Linked DNA regions of Mus musculus: all the other regions are linked to region 1. A link is a loop called in an ENCODE intact Hi-C map of the cell type or tissue named here. Cell type or tissue: heart. All regions are shown on one strand. Region 1 overlaps Slc9a5 (solute carrier family 9 (sodium/hydrogen exchanger), member 5). Region 2 overlaps Atp6v0d1 (ATPase, H+ transporting, lysosomal V0 subunit D1). Region 3 overlaps Zdhhc1 (zinc finger, DHHC domain containing 1).

Region 1 (2,500 bases):
GTCAGCCTATCGTATCCGCGACCAGATCTGGGATGTGTACTACAGACTCAACATCCGAGATGCCATCAGCTTTGTGGACCAGGTGGGCCAAGCAGTTACCAGGTAGGCCAGTGGCGGCTAGACAGATGGTCAGCAGAGTAGGGCTGTAAGGAACGACAGGCAGGCAGGCTTGTTAGCAAGGAATTAGCCGGAATTTCCAGCTGGCCCCACGGTGTCGTGAAGTCACAGCTGCAGGGGCAAGCCTGGTAGTGACAGAGTCTGGCAGGCTTGTACAAGAAGGTGGGAAACAGCTGGGTGCTGAAGTCAGCAGACACAGTTCAGCCATTATCACGGGTGGGCTGATATTTGGATAAGTTACTTACATTGCCTGGGCTTCAGTTTTCTCAGTGAGGGGAAAGTAACCATAAGGATGGAACTGCCCAGGCCCGACTCTGAGAATTCAGTGTGAAGTGTTTCAGTGTCTGCTGTAACAAATAACAAAATAATGCCCGTGGGTATAGCTCAACGGTTTACCACTTGTGTAGCATTCAAGAACCTGGGTGATCCCCAGCCCTGGCTCAAAACAAAAGTGTTCAAAATAATTGTTAACGCTTGTAATTCTTTTTATTACTCTCTGTCTGGGCCCCCTCCTCATCTGACCCTTGTCTGACCTCTGTCTTGACTCCTACAGGGAGGCCATGTCTTGTCCTCCACAGGACTCACTCTGCCCTCTATGCCTAGCAGAAATTCTGTGGCAGAGACCTCTGTCACCAACCTGTTGTGAGTCCACGAGCCGCTCCCTCTTCCCTTCCCCCAAGCTCTTCTCCCCAGATCCCTCTGGGGAGGGACGTGTCAACACCTTGCCTGTGCCCTTCCCCTCACCTGTCCTGCCCAGTCCTCAGCACACTTATCCCTGCCTCCCACAGGAGGGAGAGCGGCAGTGGAGCGTGTCTGGATCTGCAGGTGATTGACACGGTGCGCAGCGGCCGAGACCGGGAGGATGCCGTGATGCATCATCTGCTCTGTGGAGGCCTCTACAAGCCACGGCGCAGGGTGAGGGCTTGCAGGATGTGGGAGGAGTTCCCAGGGTGGTGGGGAGTGGATGGTAGAGCCCATGATCGGAGACTCTTCGGGCATTCGGTTGTAATGAATTGAATTGAAAGCTGAACAGGTTGGGACTCTAGAAGGGAACACTTTGGACTCGAAACTGGGCTTTAGGAAGGAGAGGAGCACCCATGGCTAATGTCCCTGAGGGGAGAGGAAGAGACAGAGGACAGGGAGCTTTGAGGATGCAGGTCAAAGGGAAGCAGGGACCTGAGAAGGCCTTCGGAATCAGTTTAAGGAGAGAGAGGCGGGTTAGTCCTGTGCAAAATCAGGCAGCTTTGGAGCTTTGAGGGTGGAAAGGTCCATCCTATCCAGGAGAGGATCTTCTATAATCCCACAAGGGGGCAGCAGGTCACTATCCTGGACCTTTTGAAGTAGGAATCTTGACTGTTACTCATGGCTGCACTACAGAGAACACTGAGACAGAATTGGCTGGATTTGGGAGCACCTCCCGTTAGTTTCCAGTTCTGCAGAATAAGATGTGCAGGTGGCTTTACTCAGACCCCACCCCCCCTCACCCCACCCCCCACCCCACCTCGCAGCCCCTTCTGCCTCTGGTGTGTGTTTGCCCATGAGAAGCCCCTCCCCCACCCCATGGAAGAGCTGCTAGGTGATTGTCTAGGGCAAGTGACAGGGGCTCCCTCATTTTTCTATTCTGGACTTGCTGTTTCGGCTGCCCAGGACCCCTGATTTGGTTCACCATATTGTCCTCACATTCTGCCAGACCTTCATATAGTGGCTGGCAAACCCACCTCATCCCAAGTTTTCTTTTCCTTTTAATGTTTTTCATGTGCAAAATTTTAGTAGCGAGAACGAAATAAGTCACTTATCCATTACCCAACTCTAATAATTATCTGTGCGTGATTAAATTTTTTCACTCCATAACCCACCACACCCTGCCCACACTTTGTCTTACAGCAGACTCCAGACATCATCTGATATTATCTATAAATATCTCAGTATACGGCAAGAACTCTTTGTTTCTTTTATTTTTTGGTTTCTTTAAGACAGTCTTGCTAGCCGCCCTAGGACTGGCTTCAAATTGGGGGGTCCTCTTGCCTCAGCCTCCCAAATGCTGGGGTTCCAAGTGTGAAGCCACCACTGAGCTGGCAAGATCTTTAAAACGTTAGGTCAGGCTGAGGATATTGGACAGTAGTAGAACGTTTGCTTAGCATCTATGAGGCCCTGAGTTTGACTTCCCCCACTGCAAAAAAATCAAGTTAAATCAAATCATAGTATTACTATTATAACATAATAATTCCTTATAGCAAATGCTCAGTCACTGTTCAATAAATATCTGTTTTTTCCTAGCTGGTTTGCATAGCTCAGGATCCAAATGAAGCTCACAATTTATGTCTGGGAAATATGTCTTCCAATAAGACAAACCTATAACAGTTTTTCTTTTCCTCCTTGCTAT
Region 2 (2,500 bases), 190 kb after region 1:
GCTAATGTTTTTATTCAGAATAAAACACTATCAGAATATAAAAATAAAGGGAGCATAGTAAAGATTAAAGAGCACAGGCATTGTATTAAATCACTTAGAGGTGTCACTTGAGGGTGTTTGTTGTTTCTGTTTATTCAGACAGCAGTAATTATCAAATTATGAATCAAACTATTCATTGCAAATTTAACAGTGACCATTGGTGGCTGGGTGTTGTGGCGCACGCCTTTAGTCCCAGCACTCAGGAGGCAGAGGCAGTTGGATTTCTGAGTTCGAGGCCAGCCTGGTCTACAAAGTGAGTTCCAGGACAGCCAGGGCTACACAGAGAAACCTTCTCGGAAAAAAAAAAAAAAGAGTAACCAGAGCCAACATTTCTTACGTGGAGTTTAGTACCATGCTTAGTTCTCTCAGAGTCACTTACACATATGGATATGCCACACACATGCCTAAGTGTCCTTCTTAGAGTTCCAAAGGGAACTGAAGAGAGTCTATACTATGGATGAGTTCTGGGTAGATCCAGCAAGGGGAGAACCACCAAGGGTGAATTGCTCATGAAGGGTATATTTCTAGGAGACTGAAAAGCAAGGCCTCGGCCCCTGGGGAACCTTAAGGTCCTATTTGAAACCCCCAAGACATCTTAAGAGCTCGTAAACTAGTACACTGCAATGGCTGCTGCTCCAAGTCTGACACCTGCCAGATGATCTAGATGCAAGTAAATGCAGACAGTGTATTAGTCACGGTCAGAGCATCCTGTACCAGGCTTCAGGACAGAGAATGATATCAGAGAATGTCCTTGGTCTTCTTCCTATGCTTGGAATATGGGACACAGAGGGAAAAGAGTAGAAAGAAACAAACAGGAAACACTAAACCCTATACCTAATCTGGGAGGCTAACTGTGGACTCAGTGACAGAAGAGCCCAGGACAGAACCCTAAAGGACACCAGCCATAGACAGGTACAGCAGAACCATGCTGCACCTCCATCCAGGCTCTTAGTGGCAGAGTGGTCCTAGTGCACCCTCTTGTGGACAAAGGAATGATGGTTTATGGACAACCATGAGGGGGTTGGCTCTTGGCAAGAAGAGGGTGTTCCATCTCCAGTTCTCACTCAACACATTCTTCCAATGTCATCATGCCTCAGACTCTAGGTCTCCATCTCCCCCAACCATCAGACCCTGCAGGTGTGAAACTGCTGACACCTGCAGAGAGGTGCAGACATGTATCATAAACAATGGAAATTTAGGGGGGCTGGAGAGCAGCTTAAAGCACTTGAACTTGTAAAGGACCCAAACTCACACTTGAACTTGTAAAGGACCCAAACTCAATTCCTAGCACATATATGATGGGTTCTAACCATACCTAACTACAGTTCAATGAAATCCAATGCTCTCTTTTGACCATGTATGTACACGGTACATATATGTACATACATACATACATGCAGGTAAAACAGTCATACACATTTTTAAGAAAATGAATAAAGGCCGGGAGTGGTGGCACACACCTTTATTCCTAGCACTTGGAAGGCAGAGGCAGGCAAATTTCTGAGTTTGAGGCTAGCCTGGTCTACAAAGTGAATTCCAGGACAGCCAAGGAAGGCTACAGAGAAACCCTGGGACTGGAGTTACAAGACAATTTTGAGTTGCTATGTGGGTACTGGGAATTGAACCTGGGTCTTCTAAAAAAGTTAGTGTTTTTAATCACTTATCCATCTTTCTATCCCTATTCCATGTTTTTTATTCTTAAATTCAAACAGCAGAAGAAAACATAAATTAGCCATTGAAAACTTTCCTCCCTCCTAGCCTCTCTAGACAGCGTAGGGCCTTTGCTTCCAAATGCTTGTTCACATGCATGCCTTCTAGTGTTTGACTACAGTAGGATTACGCTCAATGGCTTACAACTTTGCCCCTAACAATATATTTCTAAATCAGCACTTAGAAAACTTCCTCTAGTGTTCTACCGTAAGGGCACTAAACACTACAACTGTGGGGCCGTGAACTGTGCAGAGGCAGCCTGGTTCCTGATGGAGCACAGGCCTGGAACCCAGGACACTTGGTGGGTGGTGACTTCCGCCTTCATGGGACAATGGGAGTTCAGCCATGCCTCCTGGGCCCCAGGCTCCAGTAGCAGCTACAGCATCCCACAGCCCCCTGCAGAGAGGTGTGTGGCCATCAGTCACTTAGGCAATGCCCCAAGCTCCAGGTATTGTCTGGACTCCACCCCCATGGTTACAGGGCAATAGCCAGGTATGCTCCTCCCCACAGTTACCTAGCAACATCCAGGATGGCACAGCCCACTATAAAAGGAGCTACTTGCCCCTCCTCGATCTTTTACCTCTTATTCTCTTGCTTTTACTCATGCTCCCTTTGCTCCCCTCCCCTCTCCCCCCTTCTTCTCCCCCCCCTCCACGTGGCCATGGCCGCCCTCTGCCTTTCTACAATAAAGGCCTTAAATAAATAAATTTAAATAAATAAAAAATAAATAAATAAATTTAAATAAATAAAA
Region 3 (2,500 bases), 120 kb after region 1:
CCTGAGCTGGACGGTGCTGCACGATGTATTCATAGGTGGTGAGCTTGTGCCACACTGGTGGGTATGGGAAGAAAGACATGGGTCAGCAGTGGAGAGGTAACCCTGGAACGCAAAAGCTAGGGCAGCCGGCACTAGGTTCAAATCCCTATCACACATGTACTAAGCAGTAGGGCAAAACTAGGCCAACCACAAACAGCTAGCACTGTACGGTTTAGGACTTCAAGGTTCTACAGCCCGAAAAGGTGGAGACTCTATCCCCTTCGAGGCAAACCTGGAGGAGGCACTTACTTAGATAAATGTGGAAGCAGAGCAGGTGGCCAAGCAGGGCTGTAGAAAGCAGGCCCAGAAGGATGAGCAGGGCGGCCAGGGCCAGGATGGCAGGAGCCTGGGTCTCCACAGGGGCAGCAGGCAAGAACACAAACCACACATCCGTGTGGTTCTTCAAGACTGAAGGGCACAGGCAGACTGTGCTTAGCCAGGGGTCGGGGGTGCGCTAACGAAAACAAGTCTGTGTCTAGAACCGACACCGACCTTCAAAGTGTTGGTTGGTACGAAGTCGCATGGGGTTGACAAAGAACTCCACGAAGACATAAGTGGCCACCAGCACCAGGAGCAGGACACCCAATAAAGCAGATGCCACACTGTGTAGAAAGAGCCTGGCCCAACCACGGGCAGCTGTCAGCCCTCAGGAGCACCAGCTTAATAAGAAGCCAGGCTCCTGACCCCAACAACTCATTAGTCGCAGGCTTAGGGCGGGAAGACTCTTTGACTGCCCATCTTAGCCTGAACCAATAGGATGGCGGGCTCTGAACCCACCCTCTGCCAACCCAAGTATCACCTTCTCAGCGGGCACACATCCCCACCCACAACTGTATAGTGTATCACAAGCAGTCCTCAATAGACCAGGCAAGCCCAGGCCCCAGCTGGTTCTCACCGATAGTTCCTCTCGCCCACGCAGTTGTTGAGCCACTTGCAATGGTGATCGAAGCCGCATACGCACTTATTGCAGGCGCTGCAGTGTTTGGATCGCGCACTCCTGTGGAAGTTTGGGGGGAAGGCGCCTGATGGTCAGCCAGCCCATCCAGCATAGCGACCTGAGTCAAGCCTGGTTCCTGATTACCCACAGGCACCTCTGCCCTTCCTCGGACCGCAGCAATGAGGAGTGCACGCGCCCTCTGGTGGAAACAGGAGGTGGGATCCCTGGAGAAGGTGCTGAGGGTCACGGTAGAGGGAAGATGGGTGTCTTTTGAGGTCCTACTCTTGAACTACATACCTACATAAAGGTCACATGAGAAGGGAAGGAGGCATCCTTTCCAAGCAAGGACGTGTGTGCCAGACCACACACAAGATGCAGGTGTGGGACCCGAGGCAAAGTGCATAGCTGCCCGACTAGTACTTTAATTGCACTTCTAACAGCTCCATTTTGGGGTCACTTTCCTTGCCATCCTACGGGAATTTTTCTGGCATTCAATCAGAAGCCATGTGTGGGCTAACTGTAAAGGAGCCAAATGGAGATGTATTCACTGTCATCCAGGGGCATTAACGAAACTCATAGGCAAGGAATTGGTGAGAGAGGGCCACATCAGGATACTGATGGGGTCGCATCACGGAAGACCCAAATGAGCATGGGAGAACAGTGAGTCCTTCCATCACTCAGTGAGAAACTGGCAGAGCCACTCAGCTCATGTGCTGGCTGCTGCTTAGGGAATGGCAGCAGGCATTCTGGTTCCTGTAGACAGACCCCTTCTTCAGATTCCAAGTGTGGAGCTGGCCTCGGGCTGCACTCTATCCCTCAACCCACACATGAGTCTGGGAGATGACAAAGCTCCAGTAATGTAGGGAGGAGTCCCAGAGAGTTACTGTAATTTGCCAAAGAAGAGCGGGTGTTCTGCATTCTGTCTCCTCTCCTCACTAGCAGGAGGGCTTGGAGCCACTGGCCTCTCTGCCTCAGACTGCTCACAGATAACTGAGTGAATGTGCTGGGACCAGACAGCTAGTGTGCCCTTGACTTTGCTGCTCAGTAGCTTTGTGACTTCAGGACACCGTCCAGCTTTCTGAGCAGTAGGCTCTGACTCTTTTGTTAAAGATTGTAGCACTTAATGCAGAATACTCAAGCTTAACTGCCCTCCTCCCCTTATCTGGGTACTTTCTAGAGGCTAAAGTTGTCACTGGCAGAGCTAGTCGTTTAGAAAGGTTTTTGGTGCTGCCAAATGCCTTCTGGTTTTGCTATAGAAAATGCTATGCCTTGTCTTTTTTTTTTTTTTCCTAATCACTATCTCAGGTCACTCCACCAAACTTTTTGATGTTTTTATTTTTTGAACCTGTCTTTTTATGTAGCCCTGACTAGCCTTAAACTCACTGAAATCCCACCTCAGCCTCCCAATGGCTAGGATTACTGGTAAGCACCACCATGCCCAGCTCCACCAAGACTCTTTTTGTTTTTGTGAGACTGGGTCTTATTGTGTAGCTCGGATGTCCTGGAACTCTGTAGACTAGGCTG

Evidence for each region. Hi-C counts contacts between places; a loop is a spot of excess contacts. Peaks named below come from ENCODE experiments on the same cell type or tissue, not always from the same donor. Only the 100,000 strongest peaks of a DNase experiment are listed, where the experiment ranks them.
Region 2: a loop joins it to region 1, with 2.2 times the contacts of the local background. A loop is called at or near these places in 3 of 42 quality-filtered maps.
Region 3: it touches region 1 in a loop (2.9-fold over the local background); 13 of 42 quality-filtered maps call a loop at or near these places.

What each region holds. Positions count from the first base shown.
Region 1 is chr8:105,358,422-105,360,921 of GRCm38, forward strand. Slc9a5 (solute carrier family 9 (sodium/hydrogen exchanger), member 5) reads left to right here. Exons shown (of 16, transcript NM_001081332.1): 10 at 1-82; 11 at 671-759; 12 at 906-1,032. Among named protein-coding and RNA genes, the nearest start is that of Slc9a5, 11 kb to the left of the region's middle. In heart, a CTCF peak has its summit at 1,415 (motif pointing right); no DNase peak of the experiment used is centred here; H3K27ac peaks cover 501 bases.
Region 2 is chr8:105,553,270-105,555,769 of GRCm38, forward strand. All of the region lies in intron 1 of Atp6v0d1 (ATPase, H+ transporting, lysosomal V0 subunit D1), which reads right to left. Among named protein-coding and RNA genes, the nearest start is that of Atp6v0d1, 12 kb to the right of the region's middle. In heart, a CTCF peak has its summit at 1,019 (motif pointing left); DNase peaks (open chromatin) are centred at 1,022 and 2,152.
Region 3 is chr8:105,476,083-105,478,582 of GRCm38, forward strand. It overlaps Zdhhc1 (zinc finger, DHHC domain containing 1), which reads right to left. Exons shown (of 14, transcript NM_175160.5): 7 at 935-1,036; 8 at 532-656; 9 at 289-447; 10 at 1-54. Among named protein-coding and RNA genes, the nearest start is that of Tppp3, 5.9 kb to the left of the region's middle. In heart, a CTCF peak has its summit at 1,179 (motif pointing left); DNase peaks (open chromatin) are centred at 329, 1,069 and 1,949; H3K27ac peaks cover 1,021 bases; H3K27me3 peaks cover 521 bases.